Linked DNA regions of Homo sapiens: all the other regions are linked to region 1. Evidence: chromatin contacts called from ENCODE Hi-C data. All regions are on one chromosome and are shown on one strand. The core of a region is the stretch at or near the end of the contact, and the rest is flanking DNA. Distances in the headings are between cores, read along the strand shown.

Evidence for each region. Hi-C counts contacts between places; a loop is a spot of excess contacts on that map. Pooled maps may share reads with other maps.
Region 2: a pooled map shows a loop between it and region 1 (5-fold over the local background). The contact joins the promoter of ARHGAP15 here to the promoter of ZEB2-AS1 in region 1. A Hi-C loop is called at or near these places in 1 of 168 maps with a recorded cell type or tissue (natural killer cell), 5 of 37 single-sample maps with no recorded cell type and 11 of 50 pooled maps.
Region 3: a loop to region 1 is called in a pooled map, with 8 times the contacts of the local background. The contact joins the enhancer-like site here to the promoter of ZEB2-AS1 in region 1. A Hi-C loop is called at or near these places in 5 of 37 single-sample maps with no recorded cell type and 2 of 50 pooled maps.

The regions. Positions count from the first base shown.
Region 1 is chr2:144,517,791-144,521,356 of GRCh38, forward strand. ZEB2-AS1 (ZEB2 antisense RNA 1) reads left to right here and starts at 1,824. Exons shown (of 4, transcript NR_040248.2): 1 at 1,824-1,884; 2 at 2,169-2,320; 3 at 2,425-2,495; 4 at 2,964-3,109. It overlaps ZEB2 (zinc finger E-box binding homeobox 2), which reads right to left and starts at 2,329. Exons shown (of 10, transcript NM_014795.4): 1 at 2,149-2,329. RefSeq lists an enhancer at 1-59.
Region 2 is chr2:143,127,715-143,131,280 of GRCh38, forward strand. ARHGAP15 (Rho GTPase activating protein 15) reads left to right here and starts at 1,705. Exons shown (of 14, transcript NM_018460.4): 1 at 1,705-1,752.
Region 3 is chr2:143,148,486-143,152,051 of GRCh38, forward strand. The region is part of intron 1 of ARHGAP15 (Rho GTPase activating protein 15); the gene reads left to right. Among named protein-coding and RNA genes, the nearest start is that of ARHGAP15, 21 kb to the left of the region's middle. RefSeq lists an enhancer at 321-380. Within about 2 kb of position 1,971, at least 6 of the 41 ENCODE cell types and tissues checked have a DNase peak (open chromatin) inside an H3K27ac peak, as active enhancers do.

The sequences.
Region 1 (3,566 bases), core at 574-3,073:
TGAGGCGAGGTTTTCTTTTCGTTCTCATCTTTTCTCATCCCCCCACCCCCCAATTCCCAGAGGAAACAAACAAACAAACAACGCGAAACAGCCCCTGGATGAAGCACACTCGGGCAAATTGATAATAGTAATTATAGGAAGCCCACTCGCCCAGCGCCCCCTCCCCTCCCCTTTTGGAGTTTATCGAGGCACTGTCTCTTCCTCCCCCCACCCTCGCCCCCAAATTAAGATTTCCCGTTTTACGCCGCAATGATAAATATAATTATAAGCCTCTTTGGACACTGTCCTTTACCCCACCCCCCCTCGCCACTTTGACAATATTTACTTAAGTATTTCCCCCCACCTCACTCACACACATGCTCCCCCACACTGGTTCCCTTAAATAGTTCCAGTAGAATTTTTTTTTTCCCTTAAGAAAGGAAAGAGAAAGTCCAACCACTACGGCAATACTTTTAAGCTCTACTAAATGATCGTATCCTTTCTGGCTTCGAAACTTTTGTACCTAAAAATCGAGAGAGGCGCTGCATTTTTTCAGTTGAAACTGTCAAAACTTGGAGAAGGGGGACCTCGGAGGCAGGCAGGAGAGGAGGAGAATCCTGAAAACTCGGTGGAGGTTGGGAAGATGCTGTGCCTCGAGGATTAGTTTAAACAGGGGGCTATAAAAGATGTAACAGATGCAAACTGTAACACAAGGGCCATTAACCCTTTCTCTGCCGGGCACACTCAGTCCCCACGCCCCACACCTATTGTCTCCTGTGCTAGAAGCTTTGCAGAAAACCTGGAAAGTGAGTATCAGTTTCCACACATTTGCTGAGAGGGGTGAAGGGAGGGGGGCAGAGAGAAGGGGAAGTGGATATTTTAGAAAGCACCTTAAATTTACCTAGGCATACATAGTAGGAGACTTTTAAGTTTGACATATTTTATCATTTCTTTCCTTGTCCTATTGATTTGAAATTGTTAGGGGAAATCCTGAAATAAAGAAATGGTCACACAAGTGTCTGGGATGAAACAGCTGGCCTGTCTATATTCATCCTGAGACACACGACTGCATATAAATACATGTTTAATAAAGTAAGTTGCTAGTTTTATGGGCATGTGTGTGTGTGAGAGAGAGAGACAGGGCATTTGTGCTGTAAACTTTATCTTTGCCTGTTACTCCTAAGTCTGGAGTTAGTAATCTTGCCTTCATCATTACAGGGGGAGCATGTAAAATATATCAGTAGGTGGGAGATAAACACATTCATGTTAGCCGGGCTCATCACTGTTCCTGGGAACTCCTGCTATCTCTCTCTCGACTTTTCAGTGCCAAAGTATGGAATGGGATATATGTGTGTATGTGTCTTCTATTAAATCCATGTCTATATTACTTTGCCACTAAAAATACAATTTTAAAAGTTATCCTAATTTAAAACCCTGATATCCTGACAGCAGTTTTCTTCCCAGCTGTAGTGCCCCCCCCTCCACTTTGGTAAACGACTCAAGTTCCATGAGGACTTTCACTTCTTTATTTATAATCACAGAAGTGAGGTGTTACTTCACACACATACACACACAAAGAATGAAATAAAGAAATGAAACTCGCTAAGCAGACAAAAACAGACAACTTTCTGCTTAGAAAACAGCCTTCTCGGTGGGAGAGGATGAACTGCCATGTCTAAGAGAAAGACTTGCCCCCGAATTTGTAGGTCTGTAACTGACCAAGTTTTGTAATTATTAACAGGTATTTGCCAAGTCCTAATTGCTGAATATAATGAATTGGAACTAGATGCGAAAATAGAGCAGGACCTCTCCCCTTGATGAGTTTTTATTCCAGCCATATAATTCTCAATAAAACTTTTCCTGGGCTGGATAGCAAAGGACACCTTTGGTTACCTGAATGAACAGGTACAGGGGAAATTATTTGGGGGAGGGAAAAAGGAGAGAAAAGCAAGGAGAGAGAGTGTGAGTGTAAGAGAAAGCGAAGAAGCCACTCTTGAGAAAAGCTTGCCATAAAGGAGCTAAACCCACCTGAAATTCCTACCCACGGACACCCCTTCTCACTTCAGACTCACATCCCCACTCAAAATGAGAAAATTAGAAAAGGAGGATGGAGGACGAGCACACCAAAAAGGGATAAAAAGAGAGAAAAGGGGAGGAAAAAAAACCTACCTGCGAAGTCTTGTTTGTAGTTTTGGCCAGAAATGGTGAGAAGAAAAAGCATGAAGAAGCCGCGAAGTGTGGGGGAGAAAAAGGTGGAAGCGAAGAAACAGCTCCCGGAGCAAACTGTACAAAAACCTCGCCAAGAGTGTCGGGAGGCAGGACCGTTATTCCTGCAGAGCAGGTTAGAACTGATCTCTTTCGGCCACTCCAGGAAACACAAACCTGGGGACGGACTGACGTGTTACGCCTCTTCTAATGACATTTTTTTCTTTTTCTTTTCTGTAGGAGAGAGACGAGAGACCCTGAAACACGCGCCACCTATCTTTGTGGGGAGGGATAATTGAAGCGCCCTGAGCGTGAGCATCATGTGAAAACGTGATCGCCAAGTTTCTCTCTGGGAAAGGATCTGGGATAGATTATACCTTGAAGTCTCCGCAAACGCTTTAGTGGAAGAAATGAAATTCCACCTCCCTCCCTTCCTCCTCTCCCTCCCTTTCGCCTTCGCCTCCCTCCCCCCTCCCTCCCTTCTCCCCCCCTCCACCCCCCCCTCCCCGCCCGTCAAGCCTTTGGCATCATTATCCTCATCACTAAATCCTACAGAGTACAGGGCGGAAAACGGTGCACACCATTCACAGAACTGGAGAACTCCAAGGGGCGAAAGTTAAAGGGAAAGATCCCGGGTCCTCAATCCAGATAGTCTCTTCTTATACAGATATCTCTAATGACCAGATTTGAGATGCACATCAAATTGTGTAGGTATCTCAGTACAGCTTCTGGAACAAAGTTCTCTGCCCTTTCTCTTATTGTTATTTTTTTCTTTTTAGGTACCAGAGCCAGAAAAAAAAATGCTGCATGGGAGCTGCATCTTAGGGCATGTGTATTAGGGTGTGTGCATGATGAATTTCTGGACTGGATCCCAATATTAAAAAGTAGTTTGGCATTTTAATAAAGGGTCTCTAAGTAAATTAAAATAGAACACTCGGTTGGCCGATCTCTGAATCTCTCTACACCTCGGGGAGACCTCACTACAAAGTAAGGGAGAGTGTGTAGGGAGGCAGGAGGAGAAACGAGAAAGGCCATAGAGAAACTTAGCAGGGAAGGGAGAGCATGATATTAAACGGCATGGGGTCTAAGTTTTGGAGTATATATTTTTTGATATTACAATTAAAGTAAGATTAAAAAGAAAAGACTCCACCTTTGCTCTGAAGGGATTGGTTATGCAAATATGGAAGGGATTTCCTGGAGAATACAGCTTTCTACTGTATGGTTAATTAAATAATCACTCAAAAGCTTCCAACGTGACGCTTCTGTCGTAATCCAATCAGGTTACATAGGTCCTAAACAAGAAAGATATTTTCCACATCTGGAAGTCAGCAATTTAGCAAGTACTGCACATTATTAACCAATTCAGAGCCCACTTCCCAGGG
Region 2 (3,566 bases), core at 455-2,954, 1.4 Mb before region 1:
ATTTTCCTTGTCCTAGACTTCTGAGTCTAACTCAGATTTACAAAGGCTTAAATCAAGCAGAATGTACTGAAGTTCTCTGATGCTTCTTAGGAGTTATCAACATTTCCCAGCTCATGCTAATTTATATATCTACAATTCCTTATGATATACAAAATATATACATCTATTTACTTATCGTGTTCCCCAAGATGGATTTTTTTATGCGGATGTTTCATTACATGGATAAATGAACTAAATTTCAGAGAACTTAAGTAACTTGGCCAAGGTTAAGTGAATAGCAGTGTCAGAATTAAGCCCGGAATTCTGCTTTCCTCACTTTTAATATTATGAACTTTCCATTTTCTCTTCGGTGTTAAGGAGAAGCATTCAGTACAAATCTTCAGGACTCTAAACACTTAAAAAGGTCCTTCCTGAAATGAGAACTGACAGTGAATTCTAGGGTCAATCTGAAATGTGATTTTTAGAAAAAGATCCCAGAGAAATTCAGTTAACTGATAGGGACATGCCATCCCTAACTTGGGCCATATCCACCAAATCTATTTTTAAAGATTGACTTTTAGTATGCCAAACATTCTATACCACTGAGCTCTATTACACAGATTTCTAGTCTAATTGGTTTGTATGACAAGAGATTGTGATTTAACTCTCTCATATATTTGGAAGGAAAGCTTTTCCTCTCTTCCTTTTATGATTAAGCTGCAAATCTCACAAAACCAGCCAAGCCTGAAAATCCAGGAGCTTATTCTTGAACTCCATGGCTCAATAAAGATGCACATCCTAGAGTTATTTCTGAGACCCCTTACAAATATGTCTTGGGTTTGTTGAAGTTTGACACAAGAGGGCATTCAGCAGCATGCCAAAATGATATTGTTTGGATCCTTTATTATAATATATATTTTTTTTCTTTTTAAGTCAGACCACACAAAGAATCACTCAGCTAGAGCAAAAGCTCTTCAGCAGGTTTCAGAACTGCTTAGGAAATTGCCAGAGTGGACACATCCGTATGAGAGCCACAGTCACAGCAAATGCCACAGGGTGTGTTCGACGAGCATGATGAACACCTGCCTTTTCCCCAGATGCTCAGATGGCGGCGTGGCTCTGGGCTGTGTTTTCTGAAGTTCTAATGCAACCCTCCCAAGGCCTGATGAACCTGTTAACTGGATCAGGTTTTGGTGGGTCCTTTCATGAATGAGGCAGAGGCACCAGCTCTGTGAATTGGAGGTGGCTTCCTTGCTTCCAAAGTCAATATGCAGAGTGTCCTGATAGCATGGGAGCATCTCAAGCGTAGCCAGCAGAGTAGACGCTTCATTTTTCAGCCCTTGCTAGAAGGCAGAGAAAGAGGAAGTTTCTTCAGTGCTTAGCAGTCTGCTCCTCCCACTGATGAATTTTTAATCACACATTTTCCTCCCTTAAGTTAAAATTGATAAAATCTCTATACATGTGTCTTGTTTGACAATTGATAATAACATTGAAAAATAACAATATTGTTGACTATACAAGGCAATTTCTTCAAATTGAGTAATGATGTGATGTGTGTGGTTAACTGTCTCTACCCAGGAAGTGGTTTTATTTAAAAGTTTTGTGCTCACCCCACCCCCCGCCTTTTTCTTCCCCCAGTACTGAAATTAAGCAGCATCCAACACAGGCCTACTCTTACGACATGTGACTTTACTGTTTTCCGTTTTTGTTGAAAGAGTCATTAACAGTTAGGAGTTGATGGCAGTTTCAATAACAGGTCATTGCCGAGAAAAGGTAAGTTTTAACTTTATATTGTACATGAAATTTAAACTTGAACATGTTCGGCAGAGTTTCCTACATTTTGGTGTGAACATATAAACATTTCTACAAAATATGACGCTTTTACCTGTGATTAAAACATTGGCTGGTTTCCTTTGATGTAGAAAAGAATGTTCTTTTCATATTTGCAGCTGTCAAATTCCAATGTCTTTTACTAAAATGTTATAATAATAAGATGATTTGCTAAGATTTTGTACTAAAATGTTAAAGACAGAATAAGTTATAAAGTTTTAGTTTGAAGTGCATTTAAAAATAACTACTAGAAATAATGTGAGACTTTGCACCTTTAACCAACTGTTTTATAAAAATATGTATTGTTCAACATCCAGATAAGGAAAGAGAAAAGGGTATAACAATGAGAAATAGCTTGAATTTCAGTGTGAAAGATACTCACTTTAAAGCATTGTATTAATGTTAGCACTAAAAACCCTTAAAAAGGTTACTATGTAGCTAATTAAAAAGCAAGGAGCTTTTAAAATGTAAAGGAATACTGTCTATCATGACACTTGAAATTTTTTTTCTAAATTTCATTTAAGATATAGGGTGAAATGAGTGTAAGTTTCTAATTCATAAGCAAACTTTTATATTTAAAAAAGAAGTCACAGCTGATTTCATTGAAGGTTACTCTGAGAGGAGAGGCAAATTAGAGGTATACTTTTGTTATTTATGTAATTATATAATTTTCCTTCTTTGAAATATTCCAAAATAATAAACCTTAGAAATGAAAAGGATTTGTTAGTCCTAAACTGACATGTAATTTTCTTTTATATTGACTTCTTGCTTTTACAGAATGTCTTTGTGTGCTGTAACATATGTGCAGAAAACATCAAAATATTGCTAATCTCAGAGACAAATACCTAAAATAAATCTGACTGTAGATTTTTGAAAGAATTTTAATAACAGCCCAAGATATGATCCATTCTTCCCTAATATTATTTTTATTGTGCTGCTGGATGGGAGAAGTGATGGCCCCCACAACACCTATTTTTTGTGTTATTAAAAAATGGTTACAGGGTTGATAAGTGGCAACAATTTTCTTTTCTTTTATTGTCTTCTATTGAAAGACACACATAAATGTTTTTTGACATGGTCAATTTAGTAGGAAATTATTAGGCATAGTAGTACACTCCATTTTAAGACCTCTTCAATTGTCAATACTGAAGCTAGCTACTTGTTGACTATTAAAATGATCACAGAAAAATAGAGATTAGGACTTGGTGTTCAATACATTTTTTATTGTTAGCATGTAAGAAGACCCTGGTAATATATATTTGCTTTGATATTGTGATTAGATTTTCAATTTGTTGCATTTCCTCACAATGGAAAGCATTATTTAAATCTGTCTTCAATATCGTGGTTCTGAACCTCTGCATCTATAGAAGCTGTATAATTCTGATAATTTTGGTTGATATGTTATTACTTTCTTTCATTTTATTATAAAAGAATATCAAATGAATAAACACATGCAATACTTACACCTTAGCAAGAATGAATATGCAGATAAACATCTGGCATTGAGGAAAAGTCCATGAAAATTTTTTAAATTGTTTAATGCTTTTAAAAAAGAAATTCACTGTAAAAATGAGTGTTTCTTGCAGAAACTGTTAAATTAAAATACACATATTTTATGGAATATGTGTAAAATTAAGAATGAATTGAAGAGAGCTTGATATGAATTTAGAAAGATCAATGAGTAAAGATGATAGGTAAATTAAAATACCTTCAGAATTGTTTGTAAAGAGCAGTAAGGTACAAACCAAATTTTAAGA
Region 3 (3,566 bases), core at 721-3,220, 1.4 Mb before region 1:
ACACTTATTCTACTTTTAAAAAATATTTTACTTGACATTTTCACCATTTAAGATGGCCATGTGCAGTGATAATAACTGTATTACAATTTACCATGCTGCAGACTTGTCAGACTTTGTCAGCAAATGCAGCAAATACTCCAGATTCCCTGCTATAAGTTAAATAAATGCAAAAACTTATTATCACATTTCCTATATATAACACCTGCCCAAAGACAATGTTACCCAATGGGGTGGCTATGGTCACATTCCTTTACTGTGATCTTCCTTTCTCATTATATTTGACATTTTTGAAACTGAGTTTTATTGCACTCTCTCAGCTTACAGAGTGGTCGGGGAAATTAGACTTAATAGAGATGTAAAAGCCACAGGGAGAAAACAAAAGGAAAGTGAAATGGAAGGAAACTGAAATTAAAATGCTATTTTGGTAAATGGCTGCTGTGGTGGAGACAACAAACAATTGCAATGCGAGTTAATTACTGACCTGTCAGGAAAGTGTGACGCGAAGGTTGTGGCACACATTACTGGAGCTACCAGGACCACAACTCATTTCCACAGGGGAACAGACTTGTTCTACCACAGATCAACATAAGATCTTTCCAGGGGATAGAAATGAATTTCTCGGAGAAATACTATTTATCTGTGGAGTTGTCATGAGCTCTTAGCAGACCTGGAGAAACAGCTCCTCTAATACATGTAGAGCAGGGAATGGGGTTGTGTCACCAGAGAAAGTTTGTGCATGTTTAGGCAGAGGGGACCTTCGCTCCTCGTGGTGGACCTTCGCTCCTCGTGGTGGATGTGCTAAATATACAGCTCCCTTGCCATGGAGTGAAAACTCAGGCTAACACTCATGAAATGGGAATTCCCTGGGTGTATGGCCATTTCTTGCCTCTGAGATTTTACTCACAAAACTCTCAGTGGCAACCTATGTCTTCCAGAAGCATCCTTCTTTTAGGGAAAAATATCAAGTACCTATCCAAATCTGAAACTCAAGGAAGACTATTCTCAAAGCAAAAATCCCTGAAAATTCTAAGATTGTGATAAATTTGATCTTTTTTTAATGAGAAGAAGATACAGGGCTTTTGGGAAATAGAAATATGATATTTTTAACCCTAAAATATTATATGAATCTCCAAGCATACTTTAATATTAGCCTCAGAACACAGAAGAAACATTGTTTTCTTTCTGCCTCTAACTTATAATAAAATATCCATAGTTTATTTACTCTAAGAAATATTAGCAAAGGTGAGTTACACATTTTTAAAGTAAGAAAATTGGTCAAAGACATTTTCTTCTTTGCCAGGCTACATACACTGGCATAAACTAGGTTCCATATTTGTTTTTCATTTATACATTCAACAAACATTTAAGTCTCTATTGTTTTGTCAGGAAGCAGAGGAACATTTATAAATGATTAAACAGAAAGACTTGCATGATACATACCTAACGTGGCTACACTATGATCATTTTATCTGCCAGATTTTCTTTACATTTCTTGTTACCTTTTCTTTCCATACACAATGTCCACTTGATTTGTGGGTCTATGGCGAAATCAAGGATGCTGGGGGGTGTGGGCCCTGAGTGCCATCCTAGAGTTATTCTGAACAGAATGTGACACCAGGGGATGGTGTTCAGTATACCCAAGCCTACATTTTCTCTACTCAGCAGCATAAAGATTATATCATAGTGCCTATCCAGTTTTTCCCAGCTCAAAAATTACTTAATATATTTTTACTTTTAATGCTGTTGATGTGAAAGAGATGTCAAAAATACACATTCTAACTCAAAAGGGCAGGCTGCTGAGCTTTAGTGTAGTTAACAGAATGCAACAAATAATTGGGAGAGCAGCTATGAAATTTATGATTAGATGAAATATCATGTTCACTCCTATTTGCAGTATGAGTAGGAAAATCAAGCCCAGAAGCCCAGGACACCATCGAACCACGTAGTTTGAGCAGAGCCAAAGTTCGTGTTGCTCTTATGAAGTGCATTCTCATTACTGCTTCCTGTTTTTAAACAGGATTGAAAGGAGAACTAGTGCAATATCACAAGGTATTCTTGCTCTTCTGTTGGTACACGTAAAATCAGGAAGTCTAGAGAATAGTGAAGCCAGTCTTAAGTGATTTACATTTCAATTTCTAACTCAGGGATATTTATTTGGAGAGTTTAGTAAAATCAATGGATATCTCAAACACATGCAAAATGAGCCAGTTCTTCAATATTTTCATTAGTCATTCACCAGTGCTCTGTATGCCTCCTGTAAGAACATAAAAACACAAGGCATCAAAGTTTTCTCTAACAAAATTTAATAGTAACAATAATGATGATGACATGAGTGGGTAACGTGTTCTAGGAAGAACAAGGGGAATACTGAAGAGGCACATAGATCAAGCAAAACCTAAACTTAATATGATTTGAAGTTAATAAGCCTGATATTACTAAATTACATAGAAATAAGCATAAGCAAATATTATTGATTTTACAATCTACCAAATCTAGAAAATTGAAGGTCAGTGAGGAATGAAAACATGGGTGGAACAACAGAATATAATTTAAGATTCCTGTGAATATTTTTGGAATAATAATGCAGAAAGACTCACAAAACTGGAGTTCCTCGTTCTCTTTGAGAGAACACCCTGAAATTAATACAGATATTCCTGGAAGAACAACCACTCCTAGGTTCTGGAAGCCAAGTCAAGTTGGACTCTGGGGTATGAGGGTTTCTTTTGAGTCGATGTTGAGCAGGCTTTGCAATGGAGTTTCTTCCCTAGAACCTTATTTCATAAAGGCTAAAAAATAAGACCACCATGGAAGGGATATTGCATCATACAGCTCTAGGAGGCACCATTTTCCAGAATGCAATGTTAATGTCCCATCCCCAGTCACAAATCCTACCACCTCTGAATTTATGTAAGGGCATAAATAGAGTGGACTGATCAATGCTCTTCTACTCTAAGATAGTTCTTTCATGTAGCCAGAAGAGTTTCCAGTTTGAGATTCAGTTAAATGCTTCCTTGAGAGTTAAGGGAAAGTCTGACTGATATAACATTGTGTTAGCTAGTCTAATCATACCCCTCCCATATACATCTAAGTGATTCAGAGGTAAGAAAGAATGGATGATGGAAATTTTTATAAATTTTGACACTGTAGTTAGATTAAGCCTAAGTGAATGCTGCAGTGGGTGCTCTGGCAGCTGAAATATGAAAAGGATTATAGGGTGTCTACTAGAGAAAAAACTGTTGGGATGTAGGCAGGGGGAAACTGGGGAGTTGAAAGGGAATAAAGAAAGGGCTCTAAGTGGGACCCCAAAACAACTTGCAAAATATGGCCTAGAAACAGCCCTGTCTAATTGGAATGAGAGGTTCCTAACGGGATGAATCAGAGGAAATCGTCTCTGAACCCACAGGTACAGCAGTCACAGGTCCCACAGCCACTGGCACAGCTGTCATCATCCTGTTAGATTTCCATCCTCAACTGTCCTCCTTCTGTCCGGCAGCAGGGCTCTGCTTCCCTCTCAATTCATCTCCATTCTCAATTCATCCACAAAAAAACATTGTGTGTTATGTACA